Regions from separate parts of the Mus musculus genome. Here all the other regions are linked to region 1. A link is a loop called in an ENCODE intact Hi-C map of the cell type or tissue named here. Cell type or tissue: heart. All regions are shown on one strand.

Region 1 (5,000 bases):
TGAATATGTTTGTGCACCACATGCATGCCTAATGCTGCCAGGGGCTGGAAGAGAGTGTCGGATACTCTGGAACTGGAGTTACAGCTAGTTGTGGGTTGCAACGTGAACACTGTGAATCAAGCCTGGGTCCTCTGAAAAAGCAGCCAGTGCTCCTCTAACTGTGGAACCATCTCTTGATCCCCTAATGAGTGTTGTTCAATGGATATAGACAAAGCTGAAGTTGTGGGAAATAGTGGTGGGGGGCCTGACTGTAGAGACCATGCAGTTATAGATTAGAACTACAGTTTAGGGGGGCCTAGGAGGTCAGCATGAAGAATGACCCATCAGCTCCAACCAGATGGAGCAGTTGCCCTCAAAACATTTTTCCATTCACCATTTGTCTATTGCTCACATCTGTGCAGCCAGTTGACAACACTCATCAGCTCTAGGGGAATCCCTCTCCCCTTTGTGACGGCTTTAGGGGGGTTATCTCTGTGCACATGAAACCCTTTTGATCCATTTTTGTTATTGCTGCTGTTGTTGCACAGCATGGCGTCAGGTTTGGTGTCTCCGATGGCCATTTGTGCTGCTTTTCCTATGGTTTTGAGTTCTTGAAGGAAACACTGCGAGTAATCCCAGCACGGTGAGATGCCCTAGCTGTCCTGGAACTCACTCTGTAGACCAGACTGGCCTCAAACTCAGAAATCTGCCTGCCTCTGCCTCCCAAGTGCTGGGATTAAAGGCGTGCGCCACCACACCCGGCTTTCGTCCAGCTTCTTGATGCTGTGAGTCAGGAGCTTCCAGAAACCAGTGGGCAGCATGTACCCAGTTCTCTTGTTGTTTCTTAACCAAATGTTGAGCATCAGAGTCTGTCCCTTGGATCTGCACGAATCCTGTTGTCATTACCCCTGACATTACTGTCATTTCTGTTAGTTGTCCTTAACTCTGACATATCGGTGAGCAGGGTGAATTTCTGGGTCCTCCTTTGGGTGCTCTCAGGCTTTCTCAGAGATCGGAGGGCAGCCATAACATCTCATAGGAGATGGCAGCCACCTTTAGGCGGCTCTGGAAGCAGGAAGGAGAACTGGAGTAAACAGAATCCTTTTTTGAACAACAGTTACAGTTTCTGATATAATTGACAGACCTTCAGGAATTAGAATAGGGGCAGCCTGCATGCTGCACCAGGAAACGGTAAACTAATAAATCCAAGAGGAACTCCTTTTTGAAAGAAAGCAGTTAATAATTCAATAGGGAAAATACAATATACTTTAAAATGTTTTTAAAAGGTCAGGAAAATATTCAAAGAAATAACAGTTCTTCTATTAGAAGTTGACAGAAACAATTTATGCCCTTTAACTGAATACCAAATCACTAAAACAAGAAAGCTCAAATTTTCTTTTACAGAGACTAGGAAGATAGGGGTATAGTGCTTGCCATGCAATTGAATGAGACCTCCAGAACCCGTGGAAAGCTGCACACAGTCTCTTCATCTATAATCTCGGTGCTACTTCGGAGAGATGGGAGACAGAGAGCTCACAGGCCAGCTGGACAGAAATAAAAAGTGACTTACCTCAAAGGGAAAGGGTAAGACTGACTCCTGAGTTTGTCCTCTGTCCTGCACAACCACACACACACACACACACACACACACACCCCCCACATATTCAATTAAACAAAAAAGAAAGAAGAGAGAGAGAGAGAGAGAGAAAGGAAGGAAGGAAGGAAGGAAAGAAGAAAGGGAAGGAAAAGAAAAGAAAAAAAGAAAAGAAAAGAAAAAAGAAAAGAAAAGAAAAGAAAAGAAAAGAAAAAGAAGGGGCTGGAACCCTTTTTACCACAAAACAGGAAAAAAAAAAAAAAACCTACAGAAGCCAAACCCATGACAAAATTTCATTGCTTCTATCCTTTGAAACTTATCTAAACCTGTATACAACATACCACCAACCAGGAAAAAAGAAGAAGAAGAAAAAAAACAGACTTGCAAAACACAGTTTTTATTCATAGAGAGCCAAGGGCATGGAACCTCAAAAGCAAATTTCAAATCCATCTCCCAGAGAAGTGGAAAAGGGTACATTTATTGGACCAAGTTCCACAAGCTCTAACTTGACTATCATGACCCATATATCAGCAATGTTGCACACAGTCAACTGAACGAAGTCGGTCATCAAGCAAAGTGGATTGATGGGCCTGATGATACACACCCTTGTAATCCCAGTGCTTTAGGTGGAACTAGGAACAGTTCAAGGTCAATTTCAGCAAGCCAAAGTTTAGCCTAGGCTACATATGGGTCTCAATACAAATACTTTTCCCCTCCCATACCCCAATCCATTGAGAAAGTAAATAAGTGTTAAGGGCTGGTTAAATCTTTAATTGATTAGGTTAAATCGAGTTAATTTATTGAGGAACTAAGGACAGGAGCTTTTTATTCAGAAGTCCTTTTTAAAATGACCATAAAGAGGCCCAAAACATGGAACAGTGATTTAAAGCACCTGTTGCTTTTGCAGAGGGCCTGGGCTCGATTCCCAGCACCCACATGGTGACTATACCACCATCTGTGACTCTAGTTCAGGGGATCTGTGGGCACCCATGTGGCGCACATACATTCAGGCAAAACATTCATACACATAAAAAATTAATCTAACACTATCAAAAAAAGAAATGTAACAGGAAAGACTAGGGAAAGACGGAAAACGCAAATTCCTGAAGGACACTGCCTGGATTCTTGGCTTGGCTTGCCCGCTTCCCTAGCTGTAAAACAGTGATAATAACGCGGGTCCCAGCTACCTCAAAGGGCAGTTTTGGCATCCAGACAGAAACCATGTATTTAACTGTGTTTTGAAAACTGTAGGGCACTCCATAAATGTAAGCCGTTTTTGTTACTGCCTCGCTGTAATTATGGCAAAATCACAAACAAGGGCTGTTTATGGAAGAGATCTGGCTCTCCCATGGGGGGCACTGTGAATTCCATCAGCCTAGTTCTTTGTTACTGAAACTTTTCAGTATCTTTTTTTTCTCAAATACTAGGTAACTAGCAAAGTACTACATATAAAAGTACCAAGAAGACAAAATAGTTTTAGAAATTCTTAACAAAAAAGAAGCCACAGAAACGCAAAGTCGGCCAGGAAGGAATTTTCCTCCGGATCGCAGTTCTTTTTGAGGCAAGCATTTTATGCCAACACCCGGTGGGTGGCGGCTGCCCAGAGGAAACGAAACAGTGGAACTGGCCTTCCCCTGCATAGCGATGATTATTCCATTTAGATACAAAGAATAACAAGCTACAATTCCCGGAGCTGTGCAGGATGCTGCAACAAGTACCCCGCGCCCCTTCGCACCTCCCTCGGGCAGGCAGAGCCAGAAGAATGCGCGCGCACTCGCCTCTTGGCCTGAGCCCCTGGGAACGCGCCTCCCTAGCCTGCCCCTCCTCCCCAAGCCGGCGCGCCGACGTCGGGTCACGTGACGTGGGCGAGCCGACAGCGGGGGCGGGCGGGGCCGTCCGGCTCCGCAGAGCGGCGCAGGCGCGCCAGGGCCGCGCGAGGCGAGCCCCTCCTGCTCCCTGTCGGAGTCAAAATGGCGACGGGGGGAACCTGGAGTGGTCCCGGAGCCTAAGCCACTGACAGGAGAGGGGAGGGCGGCGGCGGCGGCTGGAGGAGAATGGCCGCGGGGGCTGGCGCCAGTGCGGACGACGGCGCTGGGGGCGGCGGCGGCGGAGGCGACGGCAGCGGTCCCAGCAGCAGTCGCGGCGGGAGGAGCCTCCGAGGTGAGTGTCCCTCGGTGTCCGAGGCTTGAGGAGCCGTCTCGCCGGCCCCGCGCGGCCCGGGACGTCCGGCTGCCGGCAGGGGCGGTGGTTGGGCGTGGTGGCGCCTCGGCCGAGGCCCGGACGCCGCGGGGTTGCCGAGGCGCTGGCCAGCTCGGCCGTCTAGGGCCCAGCGCGCCGGCGGCGGCGCGGGACGGGGGCCTCCCGGTCCCCGCGCCCTGAGGGGCGGGCCGGACAGCGCGCCGCCGAGCGGGCCGTGACCGAGGCGCGGCGCTCAGGGCCGGAGGGCGCGCGGCTCCCCCACCCCCGCCCGGGTGGCCGCCGGGACGAGCCCCTAGCGCCGGGCTGCGAGGGGCGGGACCCGCCGCACCCTGCGCTCGGGAACCCACACCCGGCGCGGACTCCTGTTTACGGGCTGCGGGGTGGGCGTGAGGCCGCTGGGGAGGGCCGGAGCTTGGGGGGGAGGGGGGAGCAGGCCTGGGGAGGACCACTCCCCGCGGGCGAAGTGAAAGCGTCCCGGAGTGAGTGCTCTGGGAGGACCGAGACTGGCGTTGAGCTTTGACAGGTAGGTGGGGGAGACAATACGGAGCGGAGCTTCGGCTGGAGCCGCGGAGGCTAAGCTAGCTTAGCTCCCGGGAGGACTTGGCGAAAGGCGTGCCTACCTTCCCTCCTGCTCTGCTGTTTCTCCCTTCCACGCACTCACACTCTCGCTCTCGCTCACACTCCAGGGTGAGAACTTTCTCGCCGTCTTCGGAGAAACTCCGAGGAGTGTTGTATCCGCTTTGAACCACCACAGCGCCTCTCCCATACCAGCACACATAATAAGTACTCTGGAGTAGGCCGAATTTGCAGAGCAGTCTCGGTTCTCTGGCCCAGGGCACTGGCCCCTCGGCTCAAGCTTCTTACAGTGACGGAGCAAGGAAGAAGCGTTTTTTGCAGATAAATTAGCTTTTCCAGCAGACGTTATCTTTTGTCTCTGCGTAGCGTCTATGGCTCACCCATTACTCACATTGTCTTCTTTGTAAGTCTGGAAGAAAGACTTGAAGTTATATGAACCGTACATTCTTCATAGCAGCTGTGATTCGACTGGTCTTGGAATTTTGGAGTCAGGAACACCTTTAGAGATTGGGCGTGTTCTAAAGTGGGGGAATTGGACGCGGAAAGGTGCGATTCTGTGGGTCATGTAGCTGGGGAGGGGTGAGACCTAAACTAGGATCTCGGCTTCTGCAGGTGAGGAAGAGCTCTTTTCACTCCACTCCAGCACTACTGT
Region 2 (5,000 bases), 140 kb after region 1:
CCTGCAAAAGGAGGTGTCTGGAGAGTGATCTTTAAGCCTCCTGATACTGATAGTGACTTTTTGTGCAGATTAAATGAGTTTTTAAAGGGGGAGGGCATGACGATGGGTGAATTAACCAGAGTTCTTGGGAATCGGAATGACCCTCTCGGCCTAGACCCGGGCATAATGATCCCTGAAATTCGAGCACCCATGTTAGCACAGGCATTAAATGAGGCCCTTAAGCCTACCCTGCAGTATCTGAGGTACAAAAAGCTGAGTGTGTTCTCAGGCAGGGATCCTCCAGGACCAGGTGAGGAAGAATTTGAATCTTGGATGTTTCATACTTCCCAAGTAATGAAAACATGGCAGGTGTCAGATGTAGAGAAAAGAAGGCGGTTGATAGAGAGCCTTAGAGGTCCAGCATTTGAAATTATTCGAGTCCTCAAGATAAACAACCCCTTCATTACAGTTGCAGAATGCCTGAAGACGCTTGAGACAATATTTGGGATTATTGATAATCCTAGAGCATTGCAGGTCAAATACCTTACTACTTATCAGAAGACTGATGAAAAGCTGTCTGCCTATGTTCTAAGGTTGGAGCCTTTATTGCAGAAACTGGTTCAGAAAGGAGCAATTGAGAAAGAAGTTGTGAATCAGGCCCGTCTAGACCAAGTCATTGCTGGGGCAGTCCACAAATCAGTTCGAAGAGAGCTTGGGCTGCCGGAGGGTAGCCCAGCCCCAGGCTTACTGCAGTTGCTGACACTGATAAAAGATAAGGAGGCCGAAGAAGAAGAGGTCCTCCTTCAGGCCGAATTAGAAGGCTATTGCACTTGACCCAAGACCCAAGGCTGTCATGAGCAGAACAAGATGGAAGAGCTCATTGCAGAGATCAGCCCATCCACTCTTTATGCTGCCAAAGTAACTCGCCCTTTGTCGTGTTGTTTACTGAATGTCTCCCCAATGTTTTACTGATAAAAATGATGTCATTCTACACTGATAATTATTTAAATCAAAAGACCATTCTGCTAGTACAGTGTCCCAGCAAGTCAAAAGTTTATATGCATGTTTAATAGTCATATGTGATGGTGCTATCAGTTATCAATAGTTTTCAGGTGTTGCCCACATTTATGCTGAAGACCCTGAGCCAAGGCTGGTTAAGATATTTAGTTTCTTTTATTAAAATCAGTTATCGATTCTGTGCAATCAAAAAGCACAACTGAATGCTGTGGTCAGTTCTACAACTAGTTTTAGGTTTGTGACTATCTGATATGTTGCCAAAACGTCTGCTTCTAAATATCATTTTCTTGGAGTAATAAAGAAATGATAATAAAATATTTGATCTTTGTATACATTGTAATACTACATTTGAAGGAAAATAATTTTTTGGCTTTGTTTTTAAGACAGTTTCTCTGTGCAGCTTTAGCTGTGCTGGAACCCACTCTATAGACCCAGGGTAGTCTCAAACTCAGAAATGTGCCTCCTGAGTGCTGGAATTAAAGGCCTGCACAACTACACTAGGCTGAACAAAAGTTTTTATAGTGTGAATCTGAAAGCCACTGAAATTACAGACTTAGTTCTTTGAACTCTTGGCACCTAGGGGATAGGAACTTGCTTGTTTGACAGGAACCAGACTATAAACAGATTGTGGCGAGTAGTAGGCCCATCAATATTGAATTTTGAGGGAGAAAGGGAAGATGAAGGTTTGTGTTTTTCCAACCCTGGTGCTACACACCTATAACCCCAGTGCTTAACAAGTAAAGCCAAAGTCAGGAAGACTGGCCTCTCAAGGCCAGCCAGAACTACAGAGGGAGGCCCTACCTCCAAAGAGAAAACTACATACAGGGAAACTAAGATCACCTGGGAAATGGATGTATGCCCAAGACGAAGCAGGCAGTAATGAGAGCTGTTCTGGTTCTTGCAAAGCTGCTGTTCTCTCTACTAAGGGAGGGAACTACACAAAGAATCAAGGCCAGACTGTCACCGTGTGTACATGTAGTCTTGGGAGTGTGATAGATTACTCTGAGTTAGGAATACATGGAAAGTTTCCTTATGTTCTCCACTGCAGAATGGCATGTGGACTCTTGAGAGCTGTGATTCTGCTCATGTTTGTATAGTGGCTTAAGATACATTATGCACTGTCCTGCAGGTCACTCATTTGCTGCCTCGGTGAGAAACTTTACATTTTGTATAGACACACAAGCATTAATAAATGCCACGCCTCTTCTGTATGTGAGACCCTAAGCTGAGGGGGTAAACTCGACAGGATAATCCCTGCTTTGAAGGTTTATTCAGACTCAGTATTAATGGCTGACATTGGATGTATCCTTGGCCAGCGACTAAGTACTAGCTGAAGAAGAAGCTGTCTCTTCCCACCTCCCATTTTATGAATAAGATGAGGCACAGAAAAATAACTTGTCTGTGGTTTTACAGGTAGTAATGTGGCTAGCCCCTGGCTCCAGGTCTTTTTATTCTGGGTAGATCATAGGCTCAGAGATCTTTAGGTGCTGGTCTTTGACGCATATATATATATATATATCCCATAACATTTGGCAGTGGTGGCAACAGACAGGTGGAGAAGAGTGCCACCTAGTGTTATAGCTCTAGGGGCCTAGGATGCTAGACCCTTAATTAAGCATTATAGATCTTGTGGAAGCCTCTAGTAACCCCACCCTTTGCTCTAAAATACTAAGTTATTGGGTAGACCTCATTACAAGTATTATAGCTGTTGTATAGACTTGGGAAGTTATTATTCCTTCGCCTTGCCAGTGTTAAATCGTACAGGTCTCGGGGTGTCTGAGACTTGTAAAAATCACAGAAGCTCTCTGAAACCTCCAGTGACAAGGGCCTGCTGGTTTTCATTTCCAGCTCTTTACAGCCTTCTCTCCTTTATCTCTGCCTCTTCGGTTGTCACAACAGCCAGCCACACAGCCATTTTCCAGCTCTGCCTGCCACTCCACTGTCTGCTGTTGCTGCCACTCTCCTGGCTTTATATTGCCATCTTAGCCTCACAACTAAGAAGTAAGCTAGAAATAGGAAAGGAGGGCTGGAGAGGTGGCTCCTCGGGTAAGAGCACCGACTGCTCTTCCAGAGGTCCTGAGTTCAAATCCCAGCAACCACATGGTGGCTCACAACCATCTGTAATGGGATCTGATGCTGCCTTCTGGTGTGACTGAAAACAGTTACAGTGTACTCATAAATAAAATAAATCTTTTTAAAAAATGGCAAGGAAACACTACTGGAGAGAATCTTTTATTGGGGAGGCAGCACAAGAGGTTATCTCCTGGGGCTGGTGAGATGGCTCAGGGGTTAAGAGTGTGACTGCTCTTCCAAAGGTCCTGAGTTCAAATCCCAGCAACCATATGGTGGCTCACAACCATCCTTAACGAAATTGGATGCCTCTTCTGGAGTGTCTGAAGACAGCTACAGTGTACTTACATATAGTAAATACAATAAATAAATAAATTTAAAAAAAAAAAGAGGTTATCTCCTAGCTGACAAAGTGAGCTCAACAGCCTATGAAGGCTAAGGAAGGGTGTTTGTGCCACTTTGAGAAAAACTTATATGTAAATGAAGAATTGTGTTTGCACCAATCACAGCCTTGTCTGAACACTAGCATCGCAGTCACTGCTAAGCTATCAGACAAACTCTCCTTCCTTGAAAATGGTTGCAAGGTCATCTAGGATTCACTGACGTTGTGCTAGCAAACATCTAGTAGAAGCTGACTTAGGCCTGGCAGAGGCTGTGCCTTGGGGAGCTGCAGTTGTGTCGTTTCAAGGTGTTCACACAGTGTTCCAAACAGTGATGTCATACAGATAGCTGGCTGGCTTTTGACAGCCCGCTTGCTCAAAGCAGCCAACAGTGGGTAAGTCCAGCAGCTGGTGATTGAGAAGTCAAATTGCCCCGTCAGCAGGAGTGCTTACAGTTTTGAAAGAAGAACAACTTATTAGCAGTGATTTTAGCCAAGCTCTAATAATGTTTAATTCCTGATGAGTGTTCCCACGGTCTCCTTTATCAAAGTGACAGGCCAGGATTTACATCGAGCCTGTCCATTGCCAGTCCTTGATCGTCATAAAGATTGATTTGTTTTTAATATTAGGTGGGTATGTGTGCGCATCATATTCATGCAGTGCCTGTGGAAGCCAGAACAGAGAGTGGTGGATTCCCCTGAGGCAGGAGTCAGACCGGTGTGAGTCATCATATGAATGCTAGAAACCGAACCCAGAACCTGTGCAAGAACAGTAAATGCCCTTCACTGTTGAGCCATCATTTCCTTGGCCCCCAGAGTCCCTTGTTCTTAAGCTGTTCTAGGTTAGCTTGTTAACTTCTCACAGGAGCCTGTCAAAAAAAATACAAAAACAAAAAAACAGTGTCCATTCTACAGACAGGAAGCTTAAGGTTCAAGAAGATTCAGTGCCACCGGGCAGTGGTGGCGCATGCCTTTAATCCCAGCACTCGGGAGGCAGAGGCAGGCGGATTTCTGAGTTCGAGGCCAGCCTGGTCTACAGAGTGAGTTCCAAGACAGCCAGGGCTACACAGAGAAACCCTGTCTCAAAAAACCAAAAAATAAAAAAAAAATTAAAAATCAATTCTAGATAATATAAATGTTTGCTTCCATGCACAAAAGCCATAAGAAAATCATGTAACTCTGGAACTGGAGTTACACAAGATTATTTGCAGCCATGAACGTGCTCAGAAGGGTCCTCTACCTGCTGCAGCAAATCCTCTTACCTGCTGAGCCACCTCTCCAGCCCACAGTCAGCTTTTCTTATGGTCTTCTGCATGCATCTGGTGAATACTATGTAATTGAGGAAACTAAAAGGATTTTTTTATTGGTTTATAAATTGAAAATAATAAAAGCACATATGCGCCCTTTAAACAGCCATGTTGAAACAATGGCACTAAAATGTCACATTGACATACTAGGACTTGAAGGGGAATTTCTTTTTGTTTAAGAAAGAAACTCTCGGGGGCTGGTGAGATGGCTGCTCTTCCGAAGGTCCAGAGTTCAAATCCCAGCAACC
Region 3 (5,000 bases), 57 kb after region 1:
CTAGTGGCAATCCTATTGTCATATATAAACTGAAAGCAGAAAATGTTACAGGTGAAATATTAAGGCCAGGATTTGAATCCTGTTCCTTGTACATCCAAGGAACTACTTTTTAAAAAAGATTTGCTTTTATGTGCATAGTTTGTTTATGTGCATAGTTTAAGACCTATCTCTAATTGCCATTAGCTATATGTGTAAAATTTTGCTTGCTGATCTAAAAAGTGAGGATAATGCCATCCTGTTGGTGAGACTGCTCTCAAGCTCTGATATTATACACCTAGTGCTTCCTACATTGAGTAATGTATGATAAACATGATAAACATGAGATAAACAATGGCTATTCTTACGTCAAACTTTCTTGTAAGTGTTCCTGATGTACTGATATATTCTAACACAAAACCAGGCACAAGGTTAGTAAGGGCTGTGAAGGGTGAAAAAGGAATCTTCATAAGAGCTAGTCAGAGATTTCTGTAAAGGGAACAGAAATAGAGACAACTTCTCGGCCACAGATTTAGTAAAAAATTTAAAAAACAAACAAACAAAAAAAAACAGTTGGACTTCTCAGAATGTGAGAAGTGCATAGGCTTAGATTCACTTCTGTATCTATTCTTCTAGAAAATTCCTAGGCTCTTGAAATTAAGAGCTATAGTGTCGATGGCATATCTGGTATAGAGTTTGGCTTACAGCCAAATGATCCATTCACTTGACCAAGTGATGAACAAAATTTTAATTGTTAATTGGTGTCATGTTGTATGTAGCTTTTGCTATCCCACCTAAGCTCCAGAATGGGCTGCACTACCAGCCCCACCCAGTTTCTCTTGAATCCACAGATAAAAGACAGACACAAAGTTGTTCAATTTCAACTTGCCTTCTTGGCACAATTGCTGGGCATCATTAAACCCCCCGATGCTAGTGTGCCCTTATCAATACTCTTAGCTCCGAACTTCCCTCCTGCCCTAAACTTTAGTACATCTAGTCCCTGCTAAACACCCCAGACCACCCACCTGTAGGAGCAGCCTGTGTGGCCACTCAGTTTTGAGATCTCACATAGCGGGTCAACTTTTCTCCATCAGAAGCCTGGCAAACTCTCCTCTCCTCCCTTGCATCTGTCTCTTGCCTCCAGAGACCTGGAAGTCCCACCTGTCCCTTCCACCCAGTAATTGACCCATGGCTTTACTGACAGATTAAAAACCAATTGGGGAACAGAACCTTAGCATCAGAACCAACCAACCCTACACCTCACCCTTTCTGTTAAATAAAAATTTAAAAAAACCTCTTCTCCCAGACAAAAATTGAACAAAATCATAACAATCATGTAAATTACACTGTATAATATACAAATGACATCTAGTACATCATATTTGTCAGTTAGATAAAGTACTCTACCATTATTCCTAACTTAAAGAATTATGATTCTATCCCTAGATTATGTTTGGATTTTAGCCAGTAATGTCGCCTGAAAACCATGTCTTCCACTCTATAACCTCTCTCTCAGTGTTAAACAATTTGAGTTTGAATATGAGACAATAACTAGTCTTCAACCACATCAGAAGTCTGAGAATGATTTAAGCGTTACCTGGGTATATAGGAAGCACCAAACATAGCTTCTCAAACTTAAACAGTTGTAGAGACAGCTGACTACCTGGACAGCCCCCTAATTCCTCAAAATGTTGGAGCAGCAGTCTTCAGCCTTCTAGCCCAGGATCATCTGACAGACCTTTGCAAAACAGGATTATGAAGAGCTATTTACCCTGTCTTGGCAGAGCTAACATTTGACTATTCTGCATAATGTGTCCTTTTCCTGGACAGTATTTTGTCTGCAGATGAAAACAGGCAGTTTCTGCCCAGTGGGCACACCGCCATGATAAGTAACCTCACCTGGAGGTGAAGATGCTCAATTTCTTCTTTGAACTAAGAAGGGGGTGCTGTCAGGAGCAGACATGTCTCATGTCAAATGATTAAATCATATAAATATCACAGTCTGTGGATTTCTGATGTTATATATATATATATATATGAAGATACATACATGTATATCTCCGGACTGTTAAACCTTGACTACTCTTAGTTATTTCTAATTGAATAATATCAAAAACACCTTCTTATAATTAAATCAGAACCTAACATAACCATGAGTTTTCAATCTGGCTCTTAACTTGTGTTACTTAATCATCTAAAAACAGTTTGTAATAGCAGTTATTAAAAGGACTGGGTCTAAGCCCCGTATTCTTAAATGAGTTGCATAGGCACAATGCCTATCTAAGAATAACAATCTCAAATTTTTAATCAAAATAAGAAATTCATACCAATGAAAACCTTAAATCTGTATCAAAATTAATTCTGTACCAATGTAAGAAATTATAACTTTAACTTTGTATCAATTGTAAAGATTTCTATCAATTAAGATTACAGCAGTACAATGCTTTGTTCAAGGATAATTTGGAAAGTAACCATTACCGGACTCCCAAACCCAGGGAATTGGACTGACAACTCTTCACAACTTCTCCCTGCTGAATAGAGGTGATGAAAGCTCTTTAAAGGGTGGGGAGGGATAGGAAAATTAGAAAATTTGGTTAGGGGGCTGGTGAGATGGCTCAGTGGGTAAGAGCACCCGACTGCTCTTCCGAAGGTCCGGAGTTCAAATCCCAGCAACCACATGGTGGCTCACAACCATCTGTAACAAGATCTGACTCCCTCTTCTGGCGTGTCTGCAGACAACTACAGTGTACTTACATATAATAAATAAATAAATCTTTAAAAAAAAAAAAAAAAAAAAAAGAAAATTTGGTTAGACTTAAGAAAGCTAGCTTTAGCATCTGTTATCCAGTCTCTGTATGCTTTAAGTTCTCACTGGATCCGTCTGAAAGGTTGGGTAAGGTAACATGACCTGGAATCCGAGGCAATCCCTAAAGCTGTTCTGGGCAGCAACCGGAAGCAGGGCTCCAAGCATGTCACTTCAGCATCTCTGAGGATGAATTTCACCAAAGCTGTACGTTCTGTAGTACATAAATCTCACAGCCAAAATTTTAGTACCATCAAGATGGTATGGATTGTGCAGGGTGTACAGATTAGTTAAGGATGAAATTCTGCTCCTTGTTTGAGCATGTGAGAGACAGCTGTATTTTTTGAGTTAATTTTAATAACCAATTATAATGTCTTCATTCATGCCATGTGAAGGATGGCACGAAGAATCTTTACCTATCCTGTATGATTCTCTTGAATTTTTCTAGTTCTTCCGGCGGGGGGAGGGTGTCCCCTGTGGGGTCCAGAGCCTTTTCTCCTTTCCTATCAAAACAAATGCAGAGCCTTTCTCCAAAAATGTTCTTGGTCCAATAACCGGAAATCATTAAACATTTAGTTTGACCTCTCTCCCAGAGGAATTTTAATACAGCCACCAAACTCAAAATCACACTTTGATAATTAAAACTATTCAAAGCAAATAAAGCAGTCTAAACAGTGTTATGAGACAGGATGTTACATGGCGGCCCAGGCTTGCTTTGCACTTGAACTCAATGGTAGTCTTCCTGTGAAATGATTCTCTCCACTTTTGAATGGCTTCTGGGAATTGAACTCAGATAGTCAGGCAGATGTCACTGGTCTCATCTCACCGGCCTTTTCAGTTTTTGTGTCTGTGGTATCTTAATCTAAGTTCTCTCCATAAACTTGGTCCTTAGACAAAGACTTGCTCGAAGATTGTTTATTCTGGGAAGTTCTTGCAGAGAATAGGAATATGGTTAGGAAAGGTTAAGTGGAATGAGAGAAACAATATAATTACATGTTCTGAGGTGATGGTGTGGCCAACTTGATACTGCTGGAACCCTCTCAGGAAGAGTGGGGATGGTATACCATTCAGAATTGTTGACAGGGAAGAAAAGGGGGTATTAATCCTCCATTATTCCTGTTGGGAAAGTATTTGCAGTTTGCCTATGTTATCTAGGAGATTCCGGGAAGTAGCTACTTCAGGATGATATTATTTCTATAGCAGAAAGCAAAATGTTCAAAGGTATGGCTGGAGCAAGGTCTGGTAGACTTTTGAAACTGGCTCACTATAATAGGCAGAGCAGATGTGAGATAGGTACAGGGTTCCTAAAATTCAGTTTTGTGATGCATATCAGTTTGTGTGGTTGATTAAACTCAATTCATCATAGCTGGCCTGGTGACGTGGCCTTTACAAAAGATTTGGTTTGGGGATGATGATAGAAGTAGCCAGGGTCCAGTTTCCAAAACTGCTTGGGAATTCTGATTCCCTTTTATTATCAGAACTAAGCGTTACATCATTGTGAGGGAAGCTGAGGAAGCAAAGTGCTGAAAGGGATGGTTAATGGGCTGGATGGGCTGTGGGTCCAAGGAGCCAAGCTCAGCCAGCTGCTGAAGTGCAGCTGGGAGGAAGGAACTGCTGCCATTCATTTAGTGGTGGCCAGCAGAGTTGCAAGGGGTAAGAGCTGATCTTAAAGCAGAGAGGAAGCAAGCGCAAGCCAGTACTCATGGCATGTTTGCATCCACTTTTCCTGTACCTTGCTGTGGTGACTTTTAGAGAACATTGACAGCTATTTCTCTCTGCTTCCAAGCTACATGTTCCTACTTTGAGTGACTAACTTGGGACAATACTGGGTTGGAGACTGAGGGAAGTAGTTCGTTTGTACTCTAGTTGAAACACTGAAAATCAGTGTAGCCTCTTCCCTCACCTCTTTGAGAGTTGTTTTCCTCTTTGCCAATACTTCAGCCAGTCTAAGGAAGCTTCCAGGTAGGGTAACCCACACCTTAATTCCAGATGTTTCTGAGCTCTTTTCTCTTTGATACCATTACTAGGTTTTTGTTATCAGCAGACAACAAAGCACCAGAAGATGCCATAGTGAATCCTTTGGGTTCTGCATAGCCCTTTCCTGATCTAACACACTAATAGGCACACCTGCCAGTGTGTGTGGGTGACTCTTGCATTGCATAACTGCATTACAAAACAGAAACTGATTTTCCCACTCTGTTCACTTCCACCTTGATTCAGA
Region 4 (5,000 bases), 120 kb after region 1:
AGATGGTTGAGAGCCATCATGTGGTTGCTGGGAATTGAACTCAGGACCTCTGGAAGAGCAGCCAATGCTCTTAACCACTGAGCCATCTCTCCAGCCCTCACATTTCTTATTTTAGAAATTCTTATAATTCAACCATACAGAAAAATTAATCATTTTAATTTGGGGAGAGATGTATGGGGAAGCATCTAGAAGTATAATTATGCCCACTACTTACTGTCAAGTAATGAAGTATAAAAAAGGGCAAGTGTGTTCAACAGAGACAAATGTTTTAAAATGTTGAAGGAAAAATAGCAAAACTTAGAAGTGTTGGTAAGGGGATTCTCAGCACACAGGGCCGTGGTAGAGGGGACAGAGCACAGGTCCATACTGGTGCAGCAAATGCTTTACTGAGCCTGCCAGTGAACTACCACACACACTTCTATTCTATTTCAATCTGCTCCTAGTTTACTAAAGAATTTGCCGGGCCAGCGAGATAGCTCCGTGGGTAAAGTCACTGGCTCTGTAAGCCCGGAAACCTTCGGTCCACCTCCAGAACCTATACAGAGGTGGTGAGGACAACCGCTTCCATAAGGCTGTTCCCTGATGCCTGTCTGCATATGCTATGTGGTACATGTGCCCACACACATCAGTAAGCAAGCTTGTTAAAATCAACCTGGAGTTAGAGAGAGATGGCCCAGAGCTTAAACGCACATACTGCTCTCTCAGAGAACTAGCATTGAGTCCCTAGTACCGTGTTGGCAGCGCACAACCCCCTGCAACTCCAGTTCCAGGGGGATCAGATTCTTCTGCCCTCAAGAGCATCTGTGCGCACATGCACATAGCCACACAAATACTTGAAAATCTAACAAAACAAAAGACTGCCAGGTGGTAGTGGTGGTACACACTTTTAATCCCAGCATTTGAGAGGCAGAGGGAGGCATATTTCTAAGTTCCAGGACAGCCAGTGCTACATAGAGAAACTCCGTCTCAAAAAAACTAAAAGAAAATAATTATTATTATTGATATACTTATATAGAGATATGACTATTTAAAAACAAAAACTTAGGACCAGGCCTTTAATCCTAGCACTTGGGAGGGAGGTGGATCCTTGTGAGTTCAAGGTTAGCCTGGCCTACATAGTGAGTTTCAGACCAATTAGAACCACTCAATCTGACTGTCTCAAAAAACAAAAACAAAATTCACCAGAAACAAGACTTTAAGCCAAGCATGGTGGTACACACTTGTAATACCAGCAGCACTTGGGAAGTGAAGATAGTCAAAAATTCAAGGCAGATCTGAGGGACATAAGATCCTACCCCCAATTTTAGTTAGTATTGTATAAAAATAAGTATATTAATAAAGAGCTTACATACAGACTTAGGATCTTTCTTTCTTTCTTCCAATGAAGGGGTGGGTGTGTGGTTTAATGGTCACAATGAAAAAGAGAAATAAAAAGGAAAGGACATGCCTGTTCCTTGGGAGGTTGAAGGAAAAAGTTTACTATAAAAGGAAGAGCTCGGAGGCAAGGACTTTTAGGAGAGTCCAGAGGCTAAAGATTCTGAACTGGGCCCTGGGAGAAGAGCAAGGAAGGGTAGGGGATAGGGATGGGGAGCCAGGTGCTACAGCCAGGAGACCCAAGAGAGCTGCATAAACAAAACGGCTGCATTATTTAGGGAAGGGAAGCTGGGGGAAGGGTAGCCCGGCTCCTGGGCTGGAGAAGTCTGGGAAAGTGGATTGGGTATGTCTGCCAGGAGAGTCCCGGAAGGGACAGAAGGGCAGGGAGAACCAGGAGGCCACCATCGGCTTTGATATGTTAAATAGGCACAACAGCAGAGTCCAGGGTTTGAAACCTAACAATGATCCTCCAAATTTAAATACCAGCGACCATGCTGTGACTACTTCTGGGATACAAGATTTATTCAACAATTTTACAGTGCAAACCCAACTTGGTCAACGAAGACAACTAGTATTATGACTTCAGTCCACGCCACACCATAACTCCAAGTCCCTTCACTCCTACCCCAGTCTCCCACTCCACCCATGGGCATAGTTAGCCTGTTTCCTTCCACCAATTCTCATCCTTGTTGTTAAGTTTCCTTCCTACCCACCCTTTTCCACGTTAGTACTTAAATGTACAGTATGCGTCACTAAACACTACATCTCAGCCCCTCAAACTCTCTCGTTCAAAAGGTCCCACAAATGCCAAACAGATCCTTTTCTCCTCTTGGCTTTCCAGTCCCCAGAGAGAGGGGATGTCACATAGCACATACACACGAAACTTCATTTAACCAGAAAGGGGGTGAGGTGGGGGCAGCTAGCAGTTAAACTAGACTACAGGAGTGTCCGGAAGCCGAACCTCACCGGAAGATTTTCAAAGCCGGCCCACTTTCCCTTTACTTTTCCCCATCTGGTCCCTAATTAAGATTCTTGGGCGGTGGGAGAAGTGGAGCGAAGAATATCTGGGTTTGAGAGATCACGAGAACAACCTCGTGAAAAGCAGGCCACCAAGAGGCGACAACTGGAGGACCGGAGCCTGCAGTGTACCATCAGCGGAACCGAGGGACAGCCCTGGTGGCGACAAGCTGAGGATGAAATGGCAGCCGGGCCGGGGCTGTAGAAGCACAGAGTAAAGGGCCGCCGTGAGTGGGCCCGGCCGCGGCCAGCGGGAAACAGACAGGACGGCGGGAGCAGCCGGGCCGCGCGCACCTGCGAGTAGGAGCACTTCTCCGAGTCGCTGCCGCCCAGGACGGCGCACGCCTCATTCTCCAACTCCTCGTCTTCCTCGAGCACGTCCACCAGCGACACCACGGGCTCCAGCTCCGCCTGGCACTCGGTGGGGCTCTCGGCTCCGGCCATCCTCAACTGTCACCGGGCTCCGCTGCGTGGGCCCAGGAGGAGGCGGGAAAAGTGGCCGCCGCCAGGGGCGTCGCGAGAAGGCGGGGCCCCGTGAGGAGGCGGAGCCCGAGCACCAGACAGCCAATCCTAAGGAAGGACACGGAAGAAAATGGGCGGGCCAATTTCGGGAAATCGGAAGTCATTCCTCCTCCTCCTCGCCTCTCCCGCCCGCCCCGGCCGCAGGCTGGCTTCCGCTTCCGGGTGGCGTTTCTCCGAGGCGCGCTGTTGAAGCTGAGTGGTCGCCATGGAGCTTTCGGGCGAGTACGTCGGTTGTGACGGGGAGCCGCAGCGGCTACGAGTGTCCTGTGAGGCGTCGGGAGACGCGGACCCTCTCCAGAGCCTGTCGGCGGGCGTGGTCCGGATGAAGGAGTTGGTAGCGGAGTTCTTCGGGACCCTAGTGGAGCAGGACGCGCAAGGCTTGGCGGAAGATCCGGACGACGCTTTGGATGGTGAGCGCGGGGGCGGGGCGCCGGGGGACACTGGCGGGACCGGGCAGTGTGAAGGGCAGGCTAGAGAAGGCGAGCCCCGGAGAAGAGGAGCAATCGCTTCTAAAAATCCTTAGAACTCGCTGCCCTCTTTGTCTGATATCCCACCGCCCCCCGTTTTTGCGACTTTTCCCACCAAAAAAAAAAAAAAAAACCGTGGCGAGCGTTGGACTAGGGACTGGTCAACGGACGAAGTCAGCTTGACTCCCTTGCAAAGAACGCAAAGGATTAAGATAGGCAGAGAAAGTGGCGGTCTGTAACCATTGCTAGCTGGCACGAAGACCCGAAAGGGCGGGAAGGTAGACCTGGTTGTTGAAAAACGGAAAGGAGTGAAATTAGAAACGAGAAAACGTGTTTGACAGAATGAGGAGAGCTTCGAATGACCGAGGCCCACTTTGTTTTAGGGAATCTTAACCCTCTCAGTTTTGTAGCTATTGTTTCGAAAGTAAAAGAGTTCTTTTTAGTTTAGCTTTTTGGTATTCTTAAATTAATTGATCGTTTCATTCATGTATTAATGCATTCAGGTCATGGTCTCTATCCCCCGCTGAACCCTTCTCGACAGGGCTCCTCGCCTTTCTTTCCGGCCTTTTTTTGTCACTGGATTTATTTAAGGATATTTGTATGATATTTACTGGAACTAGGGCAACACAGCAGTGACTAGACCACTGAAGAAAAACAATGACTCCCCCGCCCCCCATTAACCGCCAACCGCTCCTCTGAGAGGGGTGGCGCCTCATGAGCCCCCCCCTTCCTTGATGGAATGTTTACGTTGCCATCTTGTGCTGCCAGAGTTTAAGGGCTATATAATGTCCGAAAGCACTACAGCCCTTCCCGTCCTCTTACTTTCTCTCACCCCCTCTCCTGTTGTAGAAATTAACTGTTAATTTTGGTGGCTTGGGGTTTGTTTGCTTTTAAAGATGGATGTTTACCTGCATGCTTGTCTGTACACCTCTTATGTGCAGTGCCTTCGGAGGCCAGAAGAGGGCATCAAATCCCCTGGAACCAGAGTTACAGATAGTCAAGAGGGTGCCTCGTACATGCAGGGGAAAAGTAGGTGGTGCTCTTAACCACGGAGCCATCTCTCCAGCCCTAGCTCTGTTAATAGGAATAAAATTATTTTGTAGACATTGTCACCATGTAACGGTTAAACCAGCCTCGCTTTGGATTTGCAGAGACCTGCCAGACTCTGCCTCAGCAGTGCTGGAATTAAAGAAATATGCCACCACACTCCACTGTTGTTACATTTATTTCTAATCTTGAATTGAACACCAAGATAGATGTTTCATTGTTCTGAGCTAAGGAGTCAATTCTTCTGCAGAGGAGATTAAACTTCCGTATTCTTTATAATATAGTTATTGGCTGTCATTAAAAGGAACAATAAGGGGCTGGTGAGATGGCTCAGCAGTTAAGAGCACTGACTGCTCTTCCAAAGGTCCCAAGTTCAAATCCCAGCAACCACATGGTGGCTCACAACCATCCATAATGAGATCTGACGCCCTCTTCTGGTGTGTCTGAAGACAACTACAGTGTACTTACATATAATAAATAATTTTTTTAAAGAAACAATAAAAAGTATTAGCTAGATGTATTATTCACGGTTCTTCAAAGGAGCAGAGCTGATAGAATAAGTGTGATATAAAG
Region 5 (5,000 bases), 87 kb after region 1:
GATGAAAAGAGGCTTGATCAGCACGCCGCCATCAGACATGCTTCCTACAGCAGAGGGCGGGAAATCAAACGCCTGGCTGCGGCAGAAGAACGCTGGCATATATGTTCGTCCTCGGCTGTTTTCTCCCTATGTGGAGGAAGCAAAGGTAATGGAAACATTGGAAGGTAGCAGATGACTTTATTACCAACCATACGCACAGAGATTTAGTATTTGCAAGTGACCCAGACGTGTAGTAATAGGGAAAATGAAAGTAAAATCTAGATGGTCACTCGTTTTCTGCAATGTTTAATTATCAAGGATGTTGTTAAAACTTAAGATGCATTTTACCTCCTGGCCTTGCAGATTGTTACAGCTGCACGACACAGCTGTGCCTTACAGTCTGCAGAGTGCGGGGTGACTACAGGCTGCTTTGCTTATCGTCCTCTTAAACTAAGAGACTCTTTAGTAAACTGTGATCTCTTGGATTAACCTTCTAGAATAGCTGACTTTTGAGCTCTGTTTAGTTTTAGGGTAAGCATTTAAACAAAGTTTCAATCTTGTTAGTAAATAGCAGACCCTGTGTGTACTATAATATAGAAAACTCTCCAAGAAGAAAAGATAATGTGAGAACAAAATACTGCTTTATTAGATGTTAATGTGAAGTTTGAGAAACTAATTATCATTTAAATCACCAACAAGATTCTATTTTGTTTTGGTGGTAGTGATGGTGGTGGTGGTGGTGGTGGTGGTGGTTGTTGTTAGAGCGGGTCTCACTTTATAGCCCTGGCTGGCTTCAAACTCACAGAGATCTGATTACCTCTGCCTCCAAAGTTCTGGGACTAAAGGCATGTACCACTCTACACCTGTCACAGCCAACACAATCAATGCCCTTAACCACTGAGCCATTCAGCCACATATGCATGATGTCCATGTGAGCACATGTGAGTGGAGAGCAGAAGACAACGCTGTGAAGTCAGTTATTCTCCTTCAACCTTCACAGGGGTCCAGGGAAAGATGAGTGGTGGACGTTGTAAGAAGATCTAAGACAGTAGAGTGGCCCAGTCGTCAGGTCTGGCCTTTGTGATAGATGTTCATTCTTTCTTGTGCTTCAGAGCCTGAGATGCGCTCCTCCCCACAATAAGTGTGGACAGGGTTCATGTATTGCGGTATTTGGGCCATTCTGCAGGGTAGTGAGAGACATGCACTGGAATTTATTTAACAAAATTGGGCTTATTTATAGATCTGTTACGTTAAATAGCAATGATTTTATATGTTTTACATATATATGTGTGTGTGTGAGTGTGTGTGTGTATGTCTGTCCGTGTGTGTGTGTGTGTGCGCGCGCGCGCGCACGCGCAAGTGTGATCTAATGAAGGCTGACCAGTTTCCCTCCAATGCTGCAGTCAGTGCTGGATGAGATGATGGTGGAACAGACAGACCTGGTGCGACTGCGAATGGTGCGCATGTCCAATGTCCCAGACACACTCTACATGGTCAGCAATGCCATGCCCCAGTGCTGCCACATGATCAGCCACCAGCAGATCAGCAGTAACCAGTCGAGCCCTCCATCAGTTGTAGCCAATGAGATCCCAGGTAAGGCAGTACTGGTTCTTTTGTTTTCACAGTTTCCGGTTGATTCTCTCCACGTTTCAGTGCCCTTTGTGCATCATTCCATTGCCAGATATGCACTGTGGGGCAGAGTCATTCCTGTTAAGAATGACTGGTTTAGAGGAATCAGATTTTTTTCTGTCATATAACAACCTTTTTGTGGCAGGCATGATGGCATATGCCTGTCCTCCCAGAATCTAAGAGAAAGGCAAGAAGATCCTGAGCTACATAATGAACCCGTCTCAAAAACAAAAGCCTTCAGGAGGTGGCTGCTGTGCCCTCCTCTCCCAAATGCAAGCCCTGTTAGCTCCTAGTATAACTGTCATGTCCAAAGACAGCAATGACTAGTGGTCAGAAACTCAGGCCAGCCCTCCCCACTTGCCATTGCAGGCTTCAGAATAAGTCTAACAGACTATGGCATTCAGTAGTACCATTCGTTTCTGCTTACACAGCTATGCAAAGATGAATCCCATGGTGACAGCTTTTCATCACAGTCTCAGCTTTATTTTGAACTGTTGTCTTCCATAAGTTGTTTCATATTTGGCTATTCTGTGTGTACTTATATGTACATTGGGTAACAGTGTGAGGAGAGAGGTTCTTTTATTTAGACTACTGTACAATTTGAAGGTTTGATATAGTCACGTTTGGTTTTCTTTCTCCTGTTCTCCTCCCTCACCTACTCTCTCTCTCTCTTTTAAGTGAGATAGGGTCTCACTGTGTAAACCAGGCTGGCCCTGTACTCCACCTGTGTCTATCTTCCAAGTATTAGGATTAAAGGCTATGCTGTTGTGCTCAGCCTATAGTGTTTTCTTTTAAGCCAGAGTTACTGCAGATGCATATAGCATAACTTCATCTTAGAATTTAACCTCAAAGTTCCAAAAAACATTCACAGTATGATCAGGAAAATTTAACATGTCTGTCATTTAGGTGATGAGACGTGGCCCTACTAAGGTTCTTTTTCTGATCTTCCCCAACATGCTAAGAAAAGTCTATGCAGCTTATTGGAAAAGACTGTCTAGGGCTGGAGAGATGGCTCAGCGGTTAAGAGCACTGACTGCTCTTCCTGAGGTCCTGAGTTCAAATCACAACCATCCACAATGAGATCTGGTGCCCTCTTCTGGAGTGTCTGAAAACAGCTACAGTGTACTTGCGTATAATAAATAAATTTAAAAAAAAAAAGGAAAAGACTGTCTAACTGCCGTTTATGTATATGACTTTGGACTGAATATTAGTGTCCTCATTGTGGAATGCAGATAATGCCTCCTTTCTAGACTCATTGCGCAGCTTTAATGAAGTGCCACGACTCTATTCTAAGAAGTCTGCCTGGTTCAGAGTAAGCACTCAGGAGACTGTAGGCTCCATGCTAGCAATTGTGCCAGGAATCTATATGCTTCGTCTTCTGTCTCCTTAGCTCAGGCTACTAAGCATTTCTTAGGCCTTTCGTCTCTTATTCTAGTTTCTGCGTTGTGGCCATATAACCTCACTAGTAACTACTCAGTACTCAGAGAGCCATGTATGTCAGTACCCATATTGAATGGTATGACTGTGTTCCAATAAAACTACACTCAGGGAACTTCTAGGACATTTACTTTCTTCTGTTCTCTTGGTTAGGGTTACTTTTACTGTCATAAAACATCATAACCAAAAGGATGTAGGGAAAGAAAGGGTTTATTTGGCTTACATTTCCACATTGTAGTCCATCATGGAAAGAAATCAGGACAGAAACTCAGATGGAGCAGGAACTTAACTGGCTTGCTCCTCATGGCTTGCTCAGTATGCTTTCTTATAGAACACAGGACTTCCCATCCTGGGTTGGCTCCACCCACAGTGGGCTGGGCCCTCCCACATACATCACTAATTAAGAAGATGCTCTACAGGCTGACCCACAACCCAAACCTACAGAGGGATTGGCTCAACTGAAGCTCCCTTGTATCAAGTTAACAAAAAACTAGCCAGCACATTTGTGTTAGGTAGTTTCAGAGTGATTGTCAGGGAGTCACAGCTCTGGTCCTATTATCCCCAATAAACACAACTACCTGGTATACACAGAATATATTTAATTGTTTATCTGTCATCTGTCGATACACTTGTAGTTTGTACCATTGAGCACTGGATTCTACTGTCAAGCCAACTGTTTGTGTCATGGTACCTCTCACTTGCATATGTTATATGCACCTGTCTTGTGCTCAGAAAGCCTCCCCTGCTTCCTTTGCCTGCTTCCTTTCTAGAACCCTCCTTTGTTAAAACTCATCTTAAGGACCCTTCCCCTGTCCTCAGTCCAGCCTGGCACTGCTTCCTGCCCTCGGTTTGCTTACTGAGTTTACAGTGACTAAAGTGAGAAGTTTTTGAGAACAGGGTTCATGCCTTTTGTTTTTTAACCCTAATTGCCCAAGTATAACCCCTGGTGTTTGAGGACTCAAGACAGTTCCTTACTATTTTGTTTGCGGTGTGAAGTTAAACTAGGCAGGCACTGCCTCACTGAGTCGCATCCCAGCCCTTATGGTGAGTGTATTCGGAAGATATGGAATGCCTTCCACCTTCTGAAGAGAGTAGGTGCAAGTAAAGTGGCTGGGGGGTTTGTTTTTGTTGTTTTGGTTCTTTTATTTGTGCTGTGGCTGAAAATGTTAAATTTAGGAGCTGTTTAGTATATAATCAAGAGCTTTTGGTGCCCAGAGAAATTTTAAAACCTTGGAAAATAATTGGAGACATATAAATAGAATATTTCCAGGGAATTAAAATACCATCTTTAAAAACTGTGTGAGAAGATTCTGCTATAGCATATGTTTTCCTTGTGCTTGCTGAGTAGTCTTACGTAGCTCAGGAATTGTCCTGCCTTTCTCCTTCTAGTTCCTCGTCTCCTCATTATGAAGGATATGGTGAGGCGCCTGCAGGAACTGCGGCACACAGAGCAGGTGCAGAGAGCCTATGCACTGAACTGTGGGGAAGGTGCCACCGTCAGCTATGAAATCCAGATCCGAGTGCTCAGAGAGTTTGGTCTTGCAGACGCCGCTGCAGAGCTCCTACAGGTAGGACACAATACTGAGGTGGGGAAAGGGAGCCTTGGAACATTAGTCAGGTCACCTGAGGAGCCCTCAGCTGCTGCTCTTTCTTCCTGCTTGTTCTTTTGCTGCTGCTGGTGTCTTTAATAGCCTGCAGATTTCTCCTGATGAGAGACAACTTGGTAGAGCAGCCTGAGCACAGAGTTGGCCCTGCTGTTTGTAATCTATTACGTGGATAAAGTCACTTACCCTCGCTGAACATCTCTTTTCGCATGTGAAGTGAAGACAGGACATTATGTAAAGCAGCTGTGTGTATGAGGTGTATCGAGCATCTAACAGGCAGCTACTGCAGACTTCTATCTCAGGAGAGATCAGAGGGGTGGGGGTGGGGGGTAGAAAATGCCAGCCAGGCCT

The links. Peaks named below come from ENCODE experiments on the same cell type or tissue, not always from the same donor. Only the 100,000 strongest peaks of a DNase experiment are listed, where the experiment ranks them.
Region 2: a loop joins it to region 1, with 2.8 times the contacts of the local background. A loop is called at or near these places in 11 of 42 quality-filtered maps.
Region 3: a loop joins it to region 1, with 2.7 times the contacts of the local background. A loop is called at or near these places in 6 of 42 quality-filtered maps.
Region 4: it touches region 1 in a loop (8-fold over the local background); 13 of 42 quality-filtered maps call a loop at or near these places.
Region 5: it touches region 1 in a loop (2.5-fold over the local background); 2 of 42 quality-filtered maps call a loop at or near these places.

Annotation. Positions count from the first base shown.
Region 1 is chr12:102,876,949-102,881,948 of GRCm38, reverse strand. Btbd7 (BTB (POZ) domain containing 7) reads left to right here and starts at 3,507. Exons shown (of 11, transcript NM_001377026.1): 1 at 3,507-3,733. In heart, CTCF peaks have their summits at 2,932 and 4,504; a DNase peak (open chromatin) is centred at 3,418; H3K4me3 peaks cover 2,424 bases; H3K27ac peaks cover 2,354 bases.
Region 2 is chr12:102,738,043-102,743,042 of GRCm38, reverse strand. Gm20604 (predicted gene 20604) reads left to right here. Exons shown (of 2, transcript NM_001142939.1): 2 at 1-3,213. Moap1 (modulator of apoptosis 1) reads left to right here. Exons shown (of 2, transcript NM_001142937.2): 2 at 1-3,213. The coding sequence ends at 813. Among named protein-coding and RNA genes, the nearest start is that of Moap1, 3.1 kb to the left of the region's middle. In heart, a CTCF peak has its summit at 2,573 (motif pointing left); no DNase peak of the experiment used is centred here; H3K4me3 peaks cover 266 bases; H3K27ac peaks cover 245 bases.
Region 3 is chr12:102,819,647-102,824,646 of GRCm38, reverse strand. The region is part of intron 3 of Btbd7 (BTB (POZ) domain containing 7); the gene reads left to right. Among named protein-coding and RNA genes, the nearest start is that of Btbd7, 56 kb to the left of the region's middle. In heart, no CTCF peak of the experiment used is centred here; no DNase peak of the experiment used is centred here.
Region 4 is chr12:102,755,864-102,760,863 of GRCm38, reverse strand. Gm20604 (predicted gene 20604) reads left to right here and starts at 3,054. Exons shown (of 2, transcript NM_001142939.1): 1 at 3,054-3,323. The coding sequence starts at 3,119. It overlaps Gon7 (GON7 subunit of KEOPS complex), which reads left to right and starts at 3,054. Exons shown (of 2, transcript NM_001142938.1): 1 at 3,054-3,323. The coding sequence starts at 3,119. It overlaps Ubr7 (ubiquitin protein ligase E3 component n-recognin 7 (putative)), which reads right to left and starts at 2,889. Exons shown (of 11, transcript NM_025666.2): 1 at 2,686-2,889. The coding sequence starts at 2,835. In heart, CTCF peaks have their summits at 2,895 and 4,337 (motif pointing right); a DNase peak (open chromatin) is centred at 3,113; H3K4me3 peaks cover 3,255 bases; H3K27ac peaks cover 2,772 bases.
Region 5 is chr12:102,790,318-102,795,317 of GRCm38, reverse strand. It overlaps Btbd7 (BTB (POZ) domain containing 7), which reads left to right. Exons shown (of 11, transcript NM_001377026.1): 7 at 2-145; 8 at 1,383-1,572; 9 at 4,435-4,613. Among named protein-coding and RNA genes, the nearest start is that of Ubr7, 35 kb to the right of the region's middle. In heart, a CTCF peak has its summit at 2,710 (motif pointing left); no DNase peak of the experiment used is centred here.